Regions from separate parts of the Homo sapiens genome. Here all the other regions are linked to region 2. Evidence: chromatin contacts called from ENCODE Hi-C or POLR2A ChIA-PET data. All regions are on one chromosome and are shown on one strand. The core of a region is the stretch at or near the end of the contact, and the rest is flanking DNA. Distances in the headings are between cores, read along the strand shown.

Region 1 (4,925 bases), core at 1,412-3,911, 76 kb after region 2:
GGGGGGACACATAGTCCTGTCGACCTTTTAGGACATTCAGAGAAGTTTCAAGCAAAAAAAAAATTGAAAACATTGGTAACCCTACCATGATTTTTGGTATTTTTTTCTATATGTATGGCTTATTTGCCACAAAATTGGTGTCATTCTATATATATGCAGTGAGTTTTTTCTCGTTTCTTTTTGTTGTTGTTGTTATTTAGTTTTTATTTCATAATCATAAACTTAACTCTGCAATCCAGCTAGGCATGGGAGGGAACAAGGAAAACATGGAACCCAAAGGGAACTGCAGCAAGAGCACAAAGATACTGGGATACTGCAAGCAAATGGGGTGGAGGGGTGCTCTCCTGAGCTACAGAAGGAATGATCTGGTGGTTAAGATAAAACACAAGTCAAACTTATTCGAGTTGTCCACAGTCAGCAATGGTGATCTTCTTGCTGGTCTTGCCATTCCTGGACCCAAAGCGCTCCATGGCCTCCACAATATTCATGCCTTCTTTCACTTTGCCAAAGACCACATGCTTGCCATCCAACCACTCAGTCTTGGCAGTGCAGATGAAAAACTGGGAACCATTTGTGTTGGGTCCAGCATTTGCCATGGACAAGATTTCAGGACCTGTATGCTTTAGGATGAAGTTCTCATCTTCAAATTTCTCCCAGTGGTGACTTGCCACCAGTGCCATTATGGCGTGTGAAGTCACCACCCTGACACATAAACCCTGGAATAATTCTGTGAAAGCAGGAACCCTTATAACCAAATCCTTTCTCTCCAGTGCTCAGAGCACGAAAATTTTCTGCTGTCTTTGGGACCTTGTCTGCAAACAGCTCCAATCTGTTAACATAGCTTTATGGATTAGATGAGCAGTCACTTCTTGGTTTCCAGGCCCCTTACCTCAAAGGAGATGCGGCCCAAGGGCTCACCGTCGACGGCAATGTCGAAGAACATGGTGGGGTTGACCATGGCTAATAGCACACGGTTTTCCTCGGCGGCGGCGTCTGCAAAGCCTTTTCTCGTTTCTTAATATCATATTTTCTAGAATAATTTAGTCATTTTTAAAAACACAATTTAAGTGGTTGCACAATATTTCAAGGCATATATACGTTCTAATATATGTAACTATTTCCTTATTGTCATACATTTGGCTGTCGGCAATTTTTGTCATTATAAATAATGCCATAGTGAGTATGTTTGCACATATTCTTTTTCCTTGTTATTTTCTAGATATAAAATTATTCCACCAAAAGGATGAATTTTAAAAATTATCTTAACATGTTACTAATATGACATCCAAAAAGGCTGAACCAGTTAACCTTTCCGCTAGCATTTCTTTAGGTGTTAATAAATTTGACACTTTTCTCTTTTCAAAAATTTTTAACTCTGGCAAAATACACATAAAATTTAGCATGTTGATCATCATTAAGTGTATATAGTTCAATAGTGCTAAAGTATATTCACGTTGTTATACAACCAACCAATCTCTAGAAGTTTGTTTTTTCCCAGCTTTACTGAGGTATGATTGATAAATAAAAATTATATATATTTATATATTTAGGGTGTACAAAGTGATGTTTCAATATACGGACACATTGTGAAATGATTAGTACAATCAAGTTAATTTACATATCTATCACCTCACATAGTTACTTTTTTTGTATGCTGAGAACAATTGAGATTTACTCTCTTATCAAATTTCAAGTATACTATGCATTATTATTACCATTATTTTATAGATGGAGTCTCACTATATTGCCCAGGCTGGGCTTAAACTCCTGGGTTGAAGCAATCCTCCTGCCTCAGACTCCCGAGTAGCTGGGACTACAGGTGTGCACCACTGGGCCTGGCTAACAATACATTATTATTAACTGTAGTCACAATGCTGAACATTAGGTCTGATAACTGAATATTTGTACCCTTTAATCAATGTCTCCCCTTTTCACCATCCCATGCTTTTCTGAATTTTCTGTTCATCTGTACTTCTCTTGCATATTGTGTCGTTTGCCTAGTTTTTTACCGTGCTGTACATCTTTTTCTTATTTCTTTATATTTGTTTATTTGATTTGGAAGAGTTCCTTATTAAAGTATATTTCCCATTCTCTGTTATACATGCTGTAAATATCTCTACATTCTTTGTGTTTAAACTTCTACAATTAAAAGTTAGTAGTTTGGTGAAATTTACAAATGAAGATAAGTAGAGATTCATTATTTATTTTAGCTGTATTGAGATTTAATTCACATACCGTACAGTTCACCAATTTAAAGTGTATAATTCAATGGCTTTTAGTATATTCACAGAGCTGTACTACTATCACCATGATCAATTTTAGAATATTTTTATTACCATTAAAAGAAACCCCATACCCATTAGCAGTCACTTCCCACTTCTCCTTTCACCCCAGCTCCTGGCAACCACCAGTCTACTTTCTGTCTCTGAAGATTAGCTTATTCTTTACATTTTATTTCCATAAACTCATACAATATGTAGTTTTTTGTGACTGGCTTCTTTCACTTAGCATAATATTTTAATGGTTCATCTATGCTGTAGCGTGTATCAATACCTCTTACTTTTTGTTGCCAAGTAATCTTGCACTGTATGACTATACCACACTTTATCTATTCATCAGTTGATGAACAGTTGTTTCCATTTTTGGCTATGATGAATAATGCTGCCACAAACATTTGCATACATGTTTTTGTGTGGACAAATATCTTCATTTCTCTTGGGTATATAACTGGGAATGGAATTGCTGAGTGCTATGGTACCTTTTGAGGAACTGCGAAGCTCCTTTCCAAAGCTACTGCACCATTTTACATTCCCACCAGCAATGTATAGGGGCTCCAGTTTCTCCACATCTTCCTCAACGCTTGTGATTATCAGTGTGTTGTAGCCATCCTGCTGGGTGTGAAATACTCTCTTGTGGTTTTGATTTCCATTTTCCCTGATGACTAATGATGTTGAACATATTTTATAATTTCAATTGGGTTTTTTTGTTTGTTTGTTTTTTGGTTTTGAGACAGGATGCTGCTCTGTCACCCAGGGCTGGAGTGCAGAGGCACGATCACGGCTCACTGCAGCCTGGAACTCCTGGGCTCAAGTGATCCTCAATAACTAGGACCACAGGTGCTCACCACCGCATCCAGCTAATCTTATTTTTTTCCTTGCAGAGAGGAGGTCTCACTATGTTACCCAGGCTGGTCTCTAACTCCTGGGCTCAAACAGTCCTCCCACCTCTGCCTCCCAAAGTGCTGGGATTACAGGCATGAGCCACCACCCAACACAACTTATTAGACTCAACGAGCACATGTGCAGGATTGTTACATGAGTATATTGTGTAATGCTGAGTTTTGGGGTACAATTGACCCAGGTCACCCAGGTAGTGAACATAGTACCCAGTAGTTACTTTTTCAACCCTTATCCCTCTCCTTCTCTCCGTCCTCTAGTCATCCCAAGTGTCTATCATTCCCATCTTTATGTCCATGTGTCCCCAAGATTTAGCTCCCACTTATAAGTAAGAATATGTGGTATTTGGTTTTCTGTTCCTACATTAATTCACTTAGGATAATGACCTCCAGCTGCATCCATGTTGCTGCTAAGGACATGATTTAATTCTTTTTTTGTGGCTGCATTGTATTCCATGGTGTATATATACCATATTTTCTTTATTCAGTCCACCATTGATGGGCACCTAGATTGATTCCATGTCTTTGCTATTGTGAATGGTGCTGTGATGAACATGTGAGTGCATATGTCTTTTTGGTAGAAGGATGACTTTTTTTTTTTTTTTTGAGATGCAGTCTCACTCTGTCACTAGGCTAGAGTGCAGTGGTGTGATCTCAGCTCCCTGCAATCTCTGCCTTCCAGGTTCAAGCTATTCTCCTGCCTCAGCCTCCCAAGTAGCAGACGCACGCCACCACACCCATCTAATTTTTTTTTGTATTTTTAGTAGAAACGGGGGTTTCACCATGTTGGCCAGGATGGTCTTGATCTCCTGACCTTGTGATCCACCCGCCTCAGCCTCCCAAAGTGCTGGGATTACAGGCATAAGCCACCAAGCCCAGCCTAGAAGGATGATGTTCTTTTGGATATATACCCAGTAATGAGATTGCTGGGTCGAATGTTGTTCTACATTCTTTGAGAATCTTCAGACTGCTTTCTATAGTGGCAAAACTAATTTACATTCCCACCAACAGTGTATAAGCATTCCCTATTCTCTGCAGCTAATTGACTATTTAAATATGTTTTTTGGAGAAATGTTTATTCAGATCAAATGAATATATGTTAATAGATGCTTTCTTTTTCCCTCTCTTCTTTCCTTCCTTCCTCTCCTTTCATTACTTTATTTTCAAATTTGTGCCATAGATAATTAAAAGAGCTGGGATGCACGTATGTCCCTCAGCAGTGGAGCAAGCCCATCTCCAGCATGGCTACAGATCCAAGATTCACATTAACAGACGTTTTCTATAAAGAAATTCTATCCCTGTCTCCACCCATAAAATAAAGTCATTACTCAGCATTTCATAATTTATTAGTAAAACAGATTTTTCAAGGGTGAAAAAGCTTCTAAAATTTGTCCAGACTTAACCACCTGTGAGTTCCTTCCATAACATATGCTGCCAAATTATACACACATCCAGTGACAGGGAATTTATTACCTCCCAAGGCAGTCATTGTAATGCTGGACAAATAACTTTATTCCTGGAGAGTTATTTGTTATATAGAGCTTAAATCTACCTCTCTGAAGCTTCCACCTCCTAGTTTCACTCCATGAGGCATTATAATATCCCTTTGAGACATCATAAAACCCCTGAAGCCTACCCACATATCTGAAAACCTCTGTTGTATTACCCTCCTCTGAGACCTCTCTTCTTCAGGGTAAATGTCATAATGCCTGCAACTGTTCTTCTAACGTAATGGTTTCTGTCCGGGCCT
Region 2 (4,639 bases), core at 1,149-3,648:
TTAACATCAACACAGACCTTAAAGCTGATAAGAAACATTTACAATCTATTCTCTGCTACCCAGAGGCTTCATCTGTATGATAAAATTATGGTCTCCACAACTTTTCATCATAACCCAGACATTTCTTTTCTATTGATCCCAGGTCTTTAGATAAACTCAATTGTCAACCACAAAAATTTTAAATCTACCTGTAACCTGGAAGCTCCACCCCAACTTTGAGTTGTCCTGCCTTTCTGGACTGAACCATTGTATAGCTTCAATGTATTAGATTGATGTCTCATGTCTCCCTAAAATGTATAAAACCAAGCTGTGCCTTGACCACCTGGGGCACATGTTCTCAGGATCTCCTGAGGGCTGTGTCATAGGACATGATCATTCATATTTGGCTCAGAACACATATCTTCGAATATTTTACAGAGTTTGATTCTTTTCATCAACAAGTAGGAGGCAGAATCAGGTGGGTCAGTTGTTGGTTTGAATGTGGGACATAAGGGCTAGGAAGCAAGGAGTAGCACCTAGGGCACTGTCTTGAGCAACTGGGTAGAAGGTCATCAAGACAGGAAATGCTGGTGAAGCCAGTTTGGGAGGGAGAAAGAGAAGGAAGGAGAGAGGGCAGTAATGGGCTGTGTCTGACTAGAAGAGAACAGATAAGATGCAGACACTGTCCTCTCTTCTAGCCTCATAGCTTTTTCTTTCATACTCCAAAATTGTCTGCCTTGATTCCACAAAAACTGTCTCCCAAAAGTGTTCTAAGCCTTAAAAATGCCTTGAAATCTTATCGGAGCAGCAGTGGAAAGCACATTGTATTGAGGTTTGGGGAGAAGGTGTGGTACAACTTGGTCCTGATCTACCAACCTGCTGTGCCAACTTGGAGGTGTCTCCTAATCTGAGGGTCAGTTTCATTTTCTGTAAAATGAGACATTTGGATATGAGGTTGTCTAGGGTAATTCTCTAATAGTTGTCCAATTTTCTAATTCTTTATTATTCAATAATTGCCTTTGTCAAAGTTACATGGTATATGTTTTAAAAATAGAATGTTATGAATGAATGGTTACACTGCAATGTTTATTTGCTTAATTTGAAGAGTTAGTATAGGTTGTGGTTAAATATTTGGGCTCTAGAGCCAGACTACCTCAATTCAAATCTCATCTCAGCCACTTGCTGGGCGTGTGACCATGGCAAGTTACTAAACTTCTCTGTGCCTCAGTTGCCCTATCTGCAAAATGGTCACGGGATTATTATATGACAATCATATGAATTAACACATGTGAAGTACTCTATGTGTTGGATTATTATTTAGAGTATTGTTTAACCTTCACTTTTTTATATGTAAAATAGGATTGCTAATAACTCCTCATGAATAAGAATGTAGGGGAAATAAAGTGAAACCACATGTCTATTAAAAGCATGCAACACACAGCCTATCTCTCCATAAGTGCTCAATAAATGTGTGTAGACAACCAGATAGCCACAGCTAGAACCTGACCCCTACTTCCATTTCAATTTCCAAAGAGCAAACTGAGACCTCATGTTCTTTTTGTATGTATTTGCCACAGAAGAGAAATAAATCAGGTGCTGTGCTATCGTTTTCCTCCTGGTGCTTGATAAGCTTTTATGTTAAAATAATGCCAAGTTTTCCTTGTTGACTTTCTATAAAAGTCACACAACGTACTTTGGCTCAGCAGTTGCCATTCTCCACTGAGTAACTGAAGGTCTGTTTCTCCCCAGGATGGTTTTAAAGTAGAAACAGACATGCTGATGCTTTTTCTCCTGAGTCTAACATCTAGCTTCCATTTATTAAAAATGAGTTGAAGGAAAAATGAAGAAAGGATCACATAATTATGTCTTTTTCCCCATATTCTCTTAAACACATTGCTCCTTGCAGACTGTACATGCTTCCACCGTGAAATTCTGCGATTTATGAAAATTTAATAGCAACACGAGCCCAAGAAAGAGTAAAAATTGATATTGTACACTTAACACAAATGAAACTGTTCCTTGGGAGAATAACACCCCGCAAGGCTATTTATTCCAGGCATTTATGAGTGTGTACCTGATAAAAGAAAATATAAAGCATGAAGAGTCAGGAAACGGAGCCCTACGTAGGAGCCATGGATCTTCAGCATTGTCAACCTGACCGGAAAGAACAACAAAAGATGGTGGCAAGTCCTCCACTTCTTGTTCCATACACCCACCCGCTAGTCTTTCTATGATTATAATGAGGAAACTGGCAAGATCTGTATTTAAATTCACAAGAGCAGAGAAAATGCAAACTTTTCAACTGCCTCTCATTTTAGACCTAACTGTACTTTCCGCCCCCTCTGGCCTGCTGTTCTCTCTCATCTGCTATTGTAAATTATGTACATCAGAAACGTTGGTGACTCATGCAGCAGAGGCTTTAGGAAATGTGTGGCTTAATGAGGAGGAAAGAAGGTCTGACGCTGATTGCAAAAAAAAAAAAAAAAAGCACTTGATTTTTTTGTATCACATTCTCCACATTCAAGTTCATTGCTTGCACAGAATTTCAAGCGCCATATAATAAAAGAAGGTGATAGAGGGAACATAGTCACAGTACCGTGACAGCTTCTGGAAGATTTCTCTCATCTCGAATTTGCCTCCTTGGCAGCTATCTGATTTGATTTATGTTAAATGCCGTATAGAACAGAAAAGTGTTGCAATTAACAATTGTAAAAACCAAGAAGAGAGGAGACTGTTAGAACAATATCCATTTCTAGGTCTCCCAAATATAGTTTTCTTTTCTTTTCCAACTTTTATTTTAGATTCAGGGGGTACGTGTGCAGGATTGTTACCTAGGTATATTGTGTGATGCTGATGTTTGGGGTATGATGATCCTGCCACCCAGGTACTGAGTGTAGTAACAACGGTTGGTTTTTCAAACCTTGCCCTCATCCCTCCCTCCCTGCTCTAGTAGTCCGCAGTGTCTATTGTTCCCATCATTATGTCTGTAAGTACCCATTGTTTAGCTCCCACTTATAAGTGAGAACACACAGTCTTTGGATTTCTGTTCCTGCATTAATTTGCTTAGGATAATGGCCTCCAGTGGCATCCATGTTGCTGCAAAGGATATGATTTCACTTTTTGATGTCTATGTAGTATTTCGTGGTGTATATGTACCACATTTTCTTTATTCAATCCACAATTGATAGGCATCTAGGTGGCTCCATATATCTTTGCCATTGTGAATAGTGCTGTGATGAACATGTGAGTGTATGTGTCTTTTGGGTGGAACAAGTTGTTTTCTTTTCAGCATATGCAGAGTAATGGGATTGCCGGGTGGAATGGCAGCTCTGTGTTAAGTTTTTGAGAAATCTCCAAACTGCTTTCTACAGTAGCTGAACTAATTTACATTTCCACCAACTGTGTATAAGTGTTCCCTTTTCTCTGCAGCCTCACCAACATCTGTTGTTTTTTGACTTTTTAATAAGAGCCATGCTGACTGGTGTGAGATGATTTCTCATTGTGGCTTGTATTTGCATTTCTCTAATAATTAATGATGTGGAGCATTTTTTAATGTTTTTTGGCCACTTGTATGCCTTCTTTCGAGAAGTGTCTGTTCATGTCTTTTGCCCATTTTAAAGGGGTTAATTTTTAATGGGTTATTATTATTATTTGCATGTTCAATTGTTTAAGTTCCTTATAGATTCTGGATATTAGACCTTTGTTGGATACATAGTTGCAAATATTTTCTCCTATTTTGTAGGTTGTCTGTTTACTCTGTTGATAGGTTCTTCTGCTGTGTGTGCAGAAGCTCTTAAATTTAATTAGGTCCCACTTGTCATTTTTTTTGTTGTGCTTGCTTTTGAGGACTTAGTCATAAATTCTTTTCCAAAGTCGATATCCAGAATGAGCTTCCTAGGTTTTCTTCTAGGATTCTTATAGTTTGAGGTTTTTCATTTAAATCTTTAATCCATCTTAATTTTTGTATACGGTGAAATGGAGGGGTCCAAGTTCATTATTCTGCATACGGCTAGCCAGCTATCCCCATGCGATGTATTGAATTTTCTCCATTGCTTATTATTGTTGACTTTGTTGAAGATTAGATGGCTGTAGTTATGCAGCTTTATTTCTGGGTTCTCTATTCTGTTCCATTGGTCTATGTGTCTGTTTTTGTACCAGTACCAAGCTATTTTGTTTACTGCGGCCTTATAGTATAGTTTGAAGTCAGATAATGTGATGCCTCTGGCTTTTTTCTTCTTGCTTAGGATTGCTTTGGCTATCTAGGCTCTTTTTTGGTTCCATATGAATTTTAGCATAGTTTTTCTCCAATTCTGTAAAAAATGACGTGAGTAGTTTGATAGGAATTGTGTTGTATCTGCAGATTGCTTTGGGCAATATAGCCATTTTAATGATACTGATTCTTCCAATCCATGGACATGGAATGTTTTCCATTTGTTTGTGTCATCTGTGATTCCTTTTGGCAGTGTTTTGTAGTTCTCCCTGTAGAGCTCTTTCACCTCCTTGGTTACATGTATTCCTAGGCATTTTATTTTTGTGTGTGTAACTATTGTAAATGGGATTGCATTCTTGATTTGGCTCTCAGCTTGAACGTTATTGGTGTATAGAAATGCTACCAATTTTTGTATATTGATTTGGTATCCTTAAACCTTGCTAAAATGAT
Region 3 (4,631 bases), core at 1,859-4,358, 120 kb before region 2:
GGCCATGAATGGAACAATGAAAAGATGACCTGAAATCTTTCCCCACTCAGTTGCTGTTAAATTTAACACAGACATAAAAATTAAGAAATTCAGTGAAACAATTATATTGCATTTGTATTTTTCTTCTGCACTGCCATTAATATTGGCTGGTAAAAATTATTCCATACTTATTTCCATGAATTTTGAAAAGACTTAAAACTGCCTGATATACTTGGGTGATATTCTTCCAGGAATGATAAAATGAGACAGAAATGGCCTTTGAGTGTTTTCAGGAAGGGAAAATGGAAAATGAAAGCTGGACTAAAAGGTGTTACAAAAGCAAACTAGTTAATACTTCCAAGAAATGAATATGCTAAGATATTGTTTGCTGATCAACATTTATTAAACATTTACTGTGTACCACTGATCTAGGCTCTTGGCCAGATATGAGCAACAAAAAGAAGATAGTGTAGTGCTTGCCTTCCAAAATCTAGCACAGTCCTAGAAAGAATTCAGGTTTCACTAAGGCTACTTAGGGAGAGAGTTCTCTAGGTTCTAGAAATTAAGGCAGGCACCCACACAAAGACTCAGTTGCAAATGGGTGGAAAGAATGATTTTTATTAATCAGCACAATATCTTAAAAATCCCAGTGTAGCCTTCTTTGATAAAAGACAGAGTACATGACTTAGAGGCTTAAGAGGGGTCTTCTACTACCCATTCTGGATTTCTGTTTTGAGACTTGGAAGTTCTAAAGTCCTTGCAGAGGAGATTCTGAGGCCCACCAGTAGCCTAAAATCTCCAGGCCTGCTCCCCTCACTGCCCCCACTCCTGGGTGGAACACAGACGTAGAAGATGCTACTCAGCTCAGTGGCCCTGCCCACCATGCACCTGACCCTGTGAATGCCTGTGGCTGGCCGTTCAGGTTAGTTCTTCTTCCCTCCTCTCCCACACCATGGAGACACAGGAAGAGAAGGAAGATACGTGTTTTTCTCTAGTGCTGACATTAGAGCCTGAGACTCCGGCCTTGCATGAGGCCAGATGGGCTAAGGTTTCTATGCTGGGTTTTTCGAGATCTCCCCAGACCCTTCCAGCAAATTCCTCTTTTTACTCGAGGAGGTTTTGGAAACAAATGAGTAAGACAGACGTAGTCTCTGTAATAAGAGAATGGTGAGTCAAGGACACCTGAAAAACAGTAATAGCTAAGGTCGGACAGAATAGAAGGGAAAAAAAAAAAAGCAAAAAGAGCTCTGGAGACACAGGAGAAAATGAAGCTCAGATGTCTGGGAAGGCGAGAGTATCTAAAACCTTTACCAGAGAAGACTGGAGGGCCTCTTTGGGAGATGAAACTCTCTGTCACCTGGAGATTCACCAAAGACTCTGAGGCTGAGGGGAACAGTATACTGTGGAACTGATTTCTGAGACCACAGTTGGAAATTGTGTGTTCAGAGTCCTTACAAGTCTGAAAAGGCCTTTATTTTTACAGCCACACTTGAGTCACCATTTGGCTGTAGAATTCTCCCTCAGAATTCTGTAAACATCACTCCATTGGGTCTCCTGGCATTTTATTTCCAAATAAGAGAGCAATGTCCACTGGTTTCTTTGCACTTGGCAGACACCTGATTTTGGTGAAGGTGTTGGAGTGTCTTTTGTTGGGAGAAGTGAGTGTGAGGAGGGTGGGGGAGTGTTCTGGAAGTTTGTAGGATTTCTTGTAGGATTCTTTTCTGTCATTTACAAATTTCAACAGATTATCTGTAATATGGCTTTTTTCAGTATTCCTGCCCAACAATCCTTAGATTCTTTAAATATGAAATCTAGATTTTCTTCTATTGAGAAAAATGTTAACTTATTCTTGATCATTCCTTCATTTGTTTTCTGGAATTTCTGTTATGTAGAAGTTATCATATATTATTCTTCCTGTTTCTTAATTTTCTTTCATAACTTCTCTGTTTTTTAGGAGATTCCTTAAATTGGTTATCTGTTTCACAGTTGCCAGGTTTGGTTTTTGGCATATTATTCTGCTACTTAAGATCTCCACTATTTTTTTGTTTTGTTTTGGCGCCCATGATTTTACTGGAAAAATCCTTTTGTTCTCTCCTTTTTTGTTACCCCTTTTCATTTATGTGACACCTTCCTGAAAATTACCCCTCCCTTTGAGATTTAAATAAAATGTCTGGCTCTTCATCCCATTCTTGATGGGAAGTTTAATGCCTCCCCTAACTCCTGTTTTTTTTTTTTCTTTTCAATTCCAAGAGGTTTTGTACTTGGTCCCCACCTAGGTCCAATTTTCTTTGTCCTAGATTTCCTAATTGTACCTCTTCTTAGAGTCTGTTCTTACAGCCTGTCCTGGTGCAGACATGGAACACATCGTTTTCCTTTGTGTTCCCCAAATGGCATTCTTTCATTCCATTCACCTTGTGTGGACACACTTTGCTGAAGGTCTGAGGTGGCGAAAAGGGTGGCGTCACAGCTCTCCAGAGAGTATTCATGTGTTTTAAAAAGTCCTCCATCTGCCCCATTACCAGGGATTTGTCACCTACCACCTTACTAACAAGGCTCCTCTTCTGTCCTGTTGAAAGGAAGAATCACTAATGGATGCTAGCAGGGCTTAGTACCTAGGTGATGGGATGGTCTGTGCAGTACCTGCCATGGCACGTGTTTACCTGTGTAACAAACCTGCACATCCTGAACATGTACCCCTGAACTTAAAAGTTGGAAATCAAAAAAGAGAAAGGGCCTCTGTTCTCTGCCTTTCTTATCTTCCAGACAGAACTCCCTTTACCTGAATTCTAAAGTCCTCTTTGTTTCTATCTGATATTTAAGTCAAAAAGATGTTGCCACACCTGTTCTCTCCTTCAGAGAATTCAGGTTCCTGCTATTATAATCCCTTTTTATTCCTTGATGCACTAAATTTCTTTTTCTGAAAATTCTTCCTTGTTTTCTTTACTAAATCTATCTTGCAGAAAGATATCTTTGCCCTGATTGTTCAGCTTATTTCTGGCAGCTAATTTTTCCCATATGTCTAATGTTTCTTGTATAAGAGAAAATAGATGGCTTTTATTTCTAATCAGAGGTCTATTTTTCTCAATGTTGGCAAATCCTGTGGGTTCCCTAAGCAATTGTGCATCTCAGGGTTCAGTTCCTTCTGGTGGTTTCCTGCTTTCTTTTCCTATGTGAGGCTTACGTAGAATTTATTTAACATGCAATAAAATATGCACATAACATGAAATATGTTTACAATATGGATAAATCCCACAATCATAATGGTAGGAGAAAGAGGCCAGATACAAAACAGCATATGATTCCATTTATACAAAATTTAAGAGTAGGCATAACCAGTCTGTGGTGATACAGATTAGAGGAGTGGCTATCATTTGAGTGGATGTTGACTGGGAAGGAGTTAGCTGGAGTCCTAGAAATTTTCTATATCTTGATGTGGGAGGTAGTTACATGAATGTATACCTGCGTAAAAAAGTCATAGAGCTATACATTCAAGATTAGTGCACATTACTATATGTAAGTCATACCTCACTTTAAAAAATGTCATGTGATGTCATCTAGAACTAGGGAAGGAATAATTTGAGAGACCTTCTTGATTTGGAGAGGAAAAGGATATTTTGAGGGCAGGTGTTACTTAGAAGAATTGCTCTACATAGCAGTCTTTTCTTCCTTTATCCTACTATCAGACATTTCTCCAACTAGAATAAGATGTGGTTACAACTGTCCTCTTGCTGTTTCGTGAGAATTGCTTAGTTGTTTCCTACACAGAATTTTAAACGTTGTGGTAAATACAAGTTCAAAGTCACATTGCCAGTGCTTCGGAAACTTATAATCTAGTTGGAGAGACAAGACTAACATAAAAGAGAATTTAGTGTTGCTTTTTTTTTTTTTTAAGTGCAAATTTTGAGGCACAGAATTCTCCAGGGATTCAGGAGAAAGAGCACTCAGTGGGAAAAGGAGGAATTGATTTTAATGAAGCGGGGAGGACTTAAGGTGAGTTTTTGAAAATACCTGGGCAGGCACAATGCCAGCTAGTTCTTCACTGTATTGTGTTTGTTTAAAGAAACATAGAACACCTGCTTGCTAGAGCTGAAACAGTGACTGGGCAAGACAGGATATTTATCAAACTGGGGAAAATAAACCAAGTGGCATACAGATGTCTGAAGAGATTTAGACTTGGATTCTGAATTCCCACTAGTCTGAGCCCTCAGGGTTGAGAGGACAGTACAGTCAGGGGAGGGTAGGGATCGGGAAGGAACAGAGGCCAGGCCTAAACTGTATGCCCCGGTGGGAAATACTATACAGAGGTCTTTTCTTTTACAACAAAGCAATTCTTATTATATTACAAAGAAAACCAAAATCTGTGTTTATGACAGGATGACTTACAGAAGGATACAAAAAATTAGGGAGTGATATATTAAGTTCTCCTTAATATTTTCTCCTCTGACACTACATTCATGTATCTGCAAAAACATACATGTGCTTTCAGACACACATGTATGAACACATACACACACACACACACACACACACACACACACACACACACACCCTTCATACTCCTGTGCTGGTGGGGAATTCGGAGTTTATCTAAAGTACACACTTCATACTCCTGTGCTGGTGGGGAATTCAGAGTTTATCTGAAGTGCTCTTTG

The links. A loop is a pair of places that touch in the nucleus more often than their neighbours do. ChIA-PET counts read pairs that join two places held with the same protein, here RNA polymerase II (POLR2A). Pooled maps may share reads with other maps.
Region 1: a pooled map shows a loop between it and region 2 (4-fold over the local background). The contact joins two enhancer-like sites. A Hi-C loop is called at or near these places in 1 of 168 maps with a recorded cell type or tissue (K562) and 8 of 50 pooled maps. POLR2A ChIA-PET finds 5 or more read pairs at or near these places in 2 of 52 experiments (OCI-LY7 and activated naive CD4-positive, alpha-beta T cell).
Region 3: a loop to region 2 is called in a pooled map, with 2.0 times the contacts of the local background. The contact joins two enhancer-like sites. A Hi-C loop is called at or near these places in 4 of 50 pooled maps. POLR2A ChIA-PET finds 5 or more read pairs at or near these places in 4 of 52 experiments (GM10248, activated T-cell, activated naive CD4-positive, alpha-beta T cell and 1 more).

The regions. Positions count from the first base shown.
Region 1 is chr6:24,972,452-24,977,376 of GRCh38, reverse strand. It overlaps a transcript of RIPOR2 not described here and the pseudogene PPIAP29. Among named protein-coding and RNA genes, the nearest start is that of RIPOR2, 39 kb to the right of the region's middle. Within about 2 kb of position 2,661, at least 4 of the 41 ENCODE cell types and tissues checked have a DNase peak (open chromatin) inside an H3K27ac peak, as active enhancers do.
Region 2 is chr6:25,048,295-25,052,933 of GRCh38, reverse strand. No RefSeq gene overlaps it. Among named protein-coding and RNA genes, the nearest start is that of RIPOR2, 110 kb to the right of the region's middle. Within about 2 kb of position 2,398, at least 8 of the 41 ENCODE cell types and tissues checked have a DNase peak (open chromatin) inside an H3K27ac peak, as active enhancers do.
Region 3 is chr6:25,166,633-25,171,263 of GRCh38, reverse strand. No RefSeq gene overlaps it. Among named protein-coding and RNA genes, the nearest start is that of CARMIL1, 110 kb to the left of the region's middle. Within about 2 kb of position 3,108, at least 2 of the 41 ENCODE cell types and tissues checked have a DNase peak (open chromatin) inside an H3K27ac peak, as active enhancers do.